Linked DNA regions of Homo sapiens: region 1 is linked to region 2. The links are chromatin contacts, found by Hi-C or POLR2A ChIA-PET in ENCODE. All regions are on one chromosome and are shown on one strand. Each heading gives the region's core, a stretch centred on a gene start or an enhancer-like site at or near the end of the contact. The rest is flanking DNA. Distances are from core to core; before and after follow the strand shown.

What was found. Hi-C counts contacts between places; a loop is a spot of excess contacts on that map. ChIA-PET counts read pairs that join two places held with the same protein, here RNA polymerase II (POLR2A).
Region 1: a map of PC-3 shows a loop between it and region 2 (6-fold over the local background). The contact joins two enhancer-like sites. A Hi-C loop is called at or near these places in 1 of 168 maps with a recorded cell type or tissue (PC-3). POLR2A ChIA-PET finds 5 or more read pairs at or near these places in 3 of 52 experiments (HEK293, activated CD8-positive, alpha-beta memory T cell and naive thymus-derived CD4-positive, alpha-beta T cell).

Annotation. Positions count from the first base shown.
Region 1 is chr6:21,003,818-21,007,143 of GRCh38, reverse strand. The region is part of intron 11 of CDKAL1 (CDKAL1 threonylcarbamoyladenosine tRNA methylthiotransferase); the gene reads right to left. Among named protein-coding and RNA genes, the nearest start is that of CDKAL1, 470 kb to the right of the region's middle. Within about 2 kb of position 1,433, at least 6 of the 41 ENCODE cell types and tissues checked have a DNase peak (open chromatin) inside an H3K27ac peak, as active enhancers do; they include PC-3, where a contact is called at or near this core.
Region 2 is chr6:20,650,397-20,654,153 of GRCh38, reverse strand. All of the region lies in intron 5 of CDKAL1 (CDKAL1 threonylcarbamoyladenosine tRNA methylthiotransferase), which reads right to left. Among named protein-coding and RNA genes, the nearest start is that of CDKAL1, 120 kb to the right of the region's middle. Within about 2 kb of position 1,298, at least 4 of the 41 ENCODE cell types and tissues checked have a DNase peak (open chromatin) inside an H3K27ac peak, as active enhancers do; they include PC-3, where a contact is called at or near this core.

The DNA of each region.
Region 1 (3,326 bases), core at 184-2,683, 350 kb before region 2:
CTAACCATTCCGAACCCTGACATTTGTTTTATAAAATGCAAATTAAAAATACTAACCCTATGTACTTTGCTAAGTTTTGGTAACATAATGAGTTAATATGCAAGCTCTGTGGAATATGAAAGCACTCTGTCAAAAAAAGAAAAACGTTATTATTCTACTACTTCATGTATATGTGATTGGACCTTTATGTTTATGATATACCACTGAGGCAGGAAAAATGCACAAGAGATTAAGAGACGATGATTTCTGAAAGGAATAACATAATCATATTGTAAAGGAAGGATATAAAGTGAATGAAGTTTAGGAAAAATGAGGTTCCTTTCTTGACCAGACTACAAGGAAATGGAAAGCAAGTCAACATAAAGTAACAGTTGCCTTCAAACCAGTGAATCGAATTTGGGGTAGTCCCAGAATCCTACGGTATTTAGCACATTGTGTCATAATCTATTTAGCATATAATCTTCTAAATATAACAACACACTGGAGAAGGAAAAAAAAGTAAATATGTTTTTCTGCTAAATAACTGATCCAATGATATATATGTATTCATTAGAAAAGTTCTAAAAGTAGCAATGGAGAGAAGGGAAAAGAACTTCACTACCTCAGAAAGAAATTTGGCAAAAGATAAAAACAGTGAACACGACCTTAGTGCTACCCAAAATAACAACTTAGCTAAAGATACTAGAAATGATGACATAAAGCCAGAAAACATTTTTCAGGGAAGCATTTTGCCTAAAGTATTTTGGAGGTGGTTACTTAGTGAACAGAAACACATCTGGGAATGCATCTGGAAGAAAATATAATTATCTAATCCTTGCTGAATCATTCTTTTTTTTTCTTTTGCATTTATTTTCTTTTCTTCTGATAAATATTCTACTTATGTTTCCAAGCCACTAGGACTAAAACTAGATGAATAAGGCAGAATAAAATACTAATTTAATGTAACATAGCTTTATCAGATTGTGTTCCAATAAGCACACATGAATGACCAGGACTAATGATAGGAAAGAAAAATTACTCAGGATGTTAATAATTTAGCATCCTTTTTGCAGATAGACTGGAAAAGTAGGTCATAGGATGGGCTGGATGATATAAGTTAGCTCAATGACTCACTCACAGTCATCATCCTGCCATAAAGCCAAGTAATACTGGCTTTATGCCCTTGTGCCCCTTCCATTGAATGAGTATACAGCGGAGAGATCACAGAATGAAACTTCCTCTGCAAGTCTGCTACTTCCCCTCTAGTTTGTTCTCTCCTCGCCCTGCAAAAGATTCCCCTTTACCCATGAGTGCTCATTGCTTATTAGCTGTGGTATTTCACTGGGCAATCTCTGGGTATAGTGAACTTACGGGAATAATAATAAATATCACAGTGCTAAAATGGTTAATATTCTATAAGCAACAAGGGAAATTAACCCTGAAGTGCACAGTACCTTAAGAAATGATAATGGCAAATTCTAAAATGAACAATATCATGGGATTAAAAATCAACATGGAGACGCCACAGTAAGATGCAACTTAACGTTAGATCCATGCAACTTGCAGGTAAAAACAAAACCGTTTATTAATTCATTCAAATTGTATTTACCAAGTGAGAAAGATAGAGATGTTAACTATTTAAGGTCTAGTTAACATAAACTAAAAAGCTACTGGACTTCTAACAAAATACTCTGTCTAAAGAGTTAGGTCTTTTAATATATAAACTGTTTCATTTCCTAAATATCTATCCGTAGGATATTCTTACATGTTTCTTTCACATTTTAATGTGTGAACTTGAGGACTTAAAGATTCTTTTACTTAGCATTAAAACATATGCTTAAGAACTGCGCATGTTGTCATTTTTTGAATATATGTTAATGCATGGTTTATGTTGGGGAGTGACTATACATTCACTGCTGCTCAAATGATAGAGGCCCAATTAAAGTAATTGTCTAATGCCTCAAGGCCCTGGGAACCCTAATTATATCATCCCCAACATAACGCAGTACAAAAATCATTGAATTGGGAAGTAACTCTCTCAAAAACACATGAAAAAAGAAAAAAGAATCATTCATGTTTTATACTTTAAAAAACATCTCAGTAATAAGTTTAAAAGATAACAGAAACATCAGTTATGTGACAATGAATGATAGTAAAATATATAAGATACATATTTTAAAATACAAAGACAAATTTTTTTTGAAAGACAGGATCTTGCTCTGTCACGCAGGCTGGAGTGCAGCAGCATGATCATAGCTCATTGTAACTTCCAACTTCCAGGCTCCAGTGATCCTCCTGCCTCAGCCTCCCTAGTAGTTGAGACTACAGGTGTACATCAGCATGCTCAGCTAGTTTTTTTATTTTTATTTTTTTGTAGAGATACGGTCTCACAGGCTGGTCTGGAACTCCTGGGCTCAAGTGATCCTCCTACCTCAGCCTCCCAAAGTATTGGGATTACAGGTGTCAGCCACTGCACCCAGCCAAACACAGATTATTTCTAAAACCAGAATTGCACCGCTTGCTTTGTTCTATATAGTTTCTTCCCCTATCCCTACAAATCCCATTTTATACTTCAAAAAATCATCTTATCCATTTAGATAAAAACATCAAATTACTCAGTTAATGTTCAATTGGATTAATAAATCTGAATAGAATAATTTAAGTCATATGATTGCTCATGGCCAGCTGTTTTAAATTAGTATATTAAGTCATTTAGACGCTCTTCTTTGCAAAGGTTGCATGATTTAATAAATTCCCATATGCCTCAACATGTGCCAACACTGCTAGGTTATCTTGTATCCAGCTGCTGTTGTGATGATGGCTGCCAACTTTCAAACAACTGAAGAGAATAATGAACCAGCTTAGTTGGCTCATATGTAAACTTACATTGCTACCAGCTAAAACATGGGCCATTTTCAACTGCAAAGAAAATTAATTAAAAAGATTTCACTTCCACTTTCATGGCTCTACCAATACCACAAAATTAGCAGTTTGAAAGCTTGCAGCTTCAGGTAAACTCCCACAGTTTGGATTTCAATCTTAAATGCTATAGGTTGTCTTAAAAAATGGATTTTTTAAGGAAACAGATCAGGAAATGCCTTGTCCATAACTCATAACACAAATATTTGAGAAGCCTCACACTGCTGGAGAAAAAAGAGAGACTTATTTGTTAAAGGCACATTACAAAAAAGGCTTCAAAGACTTCAGGGGAAATGAGAGATGTAAATGAAATGGGCCGCCATTTAGAAAGGATTTAAAAAGCAAACAGAAAAAGAAAGCACCAAACATACCACTTTAAGTCAGGATCATTTTATGAATGAGCGTTAGGCACAAATCAGGGCAACATG
Region 2 (3,757 bases), core at 49-2,548:
CCCAGTACTTTGGGAGGCCGAGGCAGGTGGATCACTTGAGGTCAGAAGTTCGAGATCAGCCTGGCCAACACAGTGAAACCACATCTCTACTAAAAATACAAAAAACTGACTAGGCGCGGTGGCTCATGCCTGTAATCCCAACACTTTGGGAGGCCAAGGTGGGTGGATCACTTGAAGTCAGAAGTTCAAGACCAGCCTGGCCAACACGGTGAAACCGCATCTCTACTAAAAATATAAAAAATTGACTAGGCGCAGTGGCTCACGTCTGTAATCCCAGCACTTTGGGAGGCCGAGGCAGGCGGATCACGAGGTCAGGAGATTGAGATCATCCTGGCCAACATGGTGAAACTCCATCTCTACTAAAAACAAAAATTAGCTGGGTGTGGTGGTGCACGCCTGTAATCCCACCTACTCGAGAGGCTGAGGCAGGAGAATCACTTGAACCCGGGAGTTGGAGGTTGTAGCGAGACAAGATTGCCCCACTGCACTCCAGGCTGGTGACAGAGTGAGACTCCCTCTCAAAAAAAAAAAAAAATTAGCCGGGTGTGGTGGCGCCCGCCTGTGATCCCAGGTACCCGGGAGGCTGAGGCAGGAGAATCCTTTGAACACGAGAGGCAGAGGTTGCAGTGAGCCGAGATCCTGCCACTGCACTTCAGCCTGGGCGACAGGGTGAGAGCCTGTCTCAAGAAAAGAAAAAAAGGAAATGTAAATTAAAACCAAAACGAAATACCATCATCACCAACAGACTTGCAAAAACTTAAGTCTGGCCATATCAAGTGCTGACAAAAATGGAAAACAACAAATGCACACATCCATTACTGGTGAGAATGCACACTACTACATCCATTCGTGAAAAGAAATTGGCGTTACCTAATAAAGTTTGAATGTACACAGATATGTTACCCAGTAACTCAACTCCCAGGTTCATATTCTAGAATAATTCTTACACATGTGCACCGGAAAACATGTTTAAAATAGTCATAGCAGGAATGTCCATGAAAGCAAAACACTGGGAAAAATTCAAAACTCTATTAATAATAAAATGAATAAATTGTAGCAAATTCTATGAATTTACACCCATTAACATGAATAAATCTCAAAGCGTAATGCTGAGAAAAAGATGTAAATCTCAGAAGAACACAAACAGTATAAGTTCAACAGATAAAGTTCAAAATACGGCTAAACAAGACAACACACTGTTTAAAGACATACTTAATAGATGATACATTAACTAATAAAAGTAAGGAAATGACTCACAAAAGTCAAGATAAAGGTTACTTCTTGGGAGTTATGATTGAAAACACGGCAGTTTCTACGGTCTTGACAATGTTATACTTCTTACACTGGGTGGCAGATGTTTAAGTGTTTATTATTATTTAAACTGTATGTGTTTTATAAACGCTAATGTATGTTTAATATATTTCACAATAAAACCAATAAAGGGGAAAAAGAATGAGTATAAGAATGAAATTAAGAAGAGAAGAATTTTTAAAAGTCTGGCTGGGAAGGCAAGAAAAAATGTAGGACAATAGCTAACAGGGGCACAGGGGGCCGATTAGACCCAGGTATGTTTAAATACCAATGAAAAGGTTCCAGGGGAGTTGGAGAGGTTGGAAATATGGAATGAGGAAATAATTTCTAGAAGAAGGTTTCTAAGAAGATCCATGGAGATAAGATTCAGAGAAAATGTGAAAAAAGGATACTTCTTCCACGTTAACTTGAGGGAACAAAGAAAGAAGCAAGGACTTAATATGCCCACCTCCCTTCAACAAAGTGCAATTCCGTTGAAAGCCAGGTACTGCAGCACTTAGAACAGTGCTAATGGGCAGGGAAAAGAGGCAAGGACTGTGTCAGGCAACTTCACAAAGTATGCATTGATTCTCCGAGAAGAACACATAGTTAACACTTAACAAATACTCAAAAATCACCTATTAGCTAACTTCACAAATACTGAAATTACTTATTAGAAAAGTTCCCATTAAAGTATTACTCTTAAGGAGATAGACACACAAAAAACCCTTCAAAAAGCCATCCTCCTGAAACTACTCCAAACAACTGAAAACAAGGGATTTCTTCCTAACTCATTTTATGAGGCCAGCATCATCCTGATACCAAAACCTGGCAGAGATACAACAAAAAAAGAAAACTTCAGGTCAATATCCATGATGAACATCAATGCAAAAATCCTCAATAAAATACTGGGCAAACCGAATCCAGCAGCACATCAAAAAGCTTATCCACCATGATCAAGTGGGCTTCATCCCTGGATGCGAGGCTGGTTCAACATATGTAAATCAATAAACATAATTCATCACATAAACAGAACTAAAGACAAAAACCACATGATTTTCTCAATACAGAAAAGGTCTTCAATAAAATTCAACATCCCTTCATGTTAAAAACTCTCAATAAACTAAGTATTGATGGAACAGACCTCAAAATAATAAGGGCCATTTATGACAAACCCACAGCCCATATCATACTGAATGAGCAAAAGCTGGAAGCATTCCCTTTGAAAACGGGCACAAGACAAGGATGCCCTCTCTCACCACTCCTATTCAACACAGCATTGGAAGTTCTGGCCAGGGCAATCAGGCAAGAGAAAAAAATAAAGCGTATTCAAATAGAAAGAGAGGAAGTCAAACTGTCTCTGTTTGCAGATGACATGATCCTATTCCTAGAAAACCCCATCGTCTCAGCCCAAAAACTTCTTAACCTAATAAGCAACTTCAGTAAACTCTCAGGATATAAAATCAATGTGCAAAAATCACAAGCATTCCTATACAGCAACAATAGACAAACTGAGAGCCAAATCATGAATGAACTCCCATTTACAATTGCCACAAAAAGAATAAAATACCTAGGAAAACAGCTAACAAGGGAAGTGAAGGACCTCTTCGAGGAGAACTACAAACCACTGCCCAAGGAAATAAGAGAGGAAACAAACAAATGGTAAAACATTCCATGCTCATGGATAGGAAGAATCAATATCATGAAAATGGCCATACTGCCCAAAGTAATTTGTAGATTCAATACTATTCCCATTAAACTACCATTGACATTCTTCATAGAATTAGAAAAAAAAACTTTAAAATTCATATGAAACCAAAAAAGAGCCCATATAGCCAAGACAATCCTAAGAAAAAAGAACAAAACTAGGGGCATCGCGCTACCCAACTTCAAACTATACTACAAGGCTACAGTAACCAAAACTTCATAGGACTGGTGTAAAAACAGATACATAGACCAAGGAAACAGAATAGAGAACTCAGAAATAAGACCGCACATCTACAACCATCTGATCTTCAACAAACCTGACAAAAACAAGCAATGGGGAGAGGATTCCCTACTTGATAAATGGTGCTGGGAAAACTGGCTAGCCTTGTGCAGAAAACTGAAACTGGACCCCTTCCTTATACCTTATACAAAAATTAACTCAAGATGGATTAAAGACTTAAATGTAAAGCCCAAAACTTCAAAAACCCAAGAAGAAAACCTAGGCAATACCATTCAGGACATAGGCACAGGCAAAGATTTCATGATGAAAACATCAAAAGCAATTTCGACAAAAGCAAAAATTGACAAATGGAATCTAATTAAAGAGCTTCTGCATAGCAAAAGAAACTATCATCAGAGTGAACAGACAACCTATAGAATGGGAGAAAATTTTTGCAATCTATCCACATAACAAAGGTCTGATATCCAGAATCTATAAGGAATGTAAACAGATATATAGGAAAAAAAACAAACAACCCCA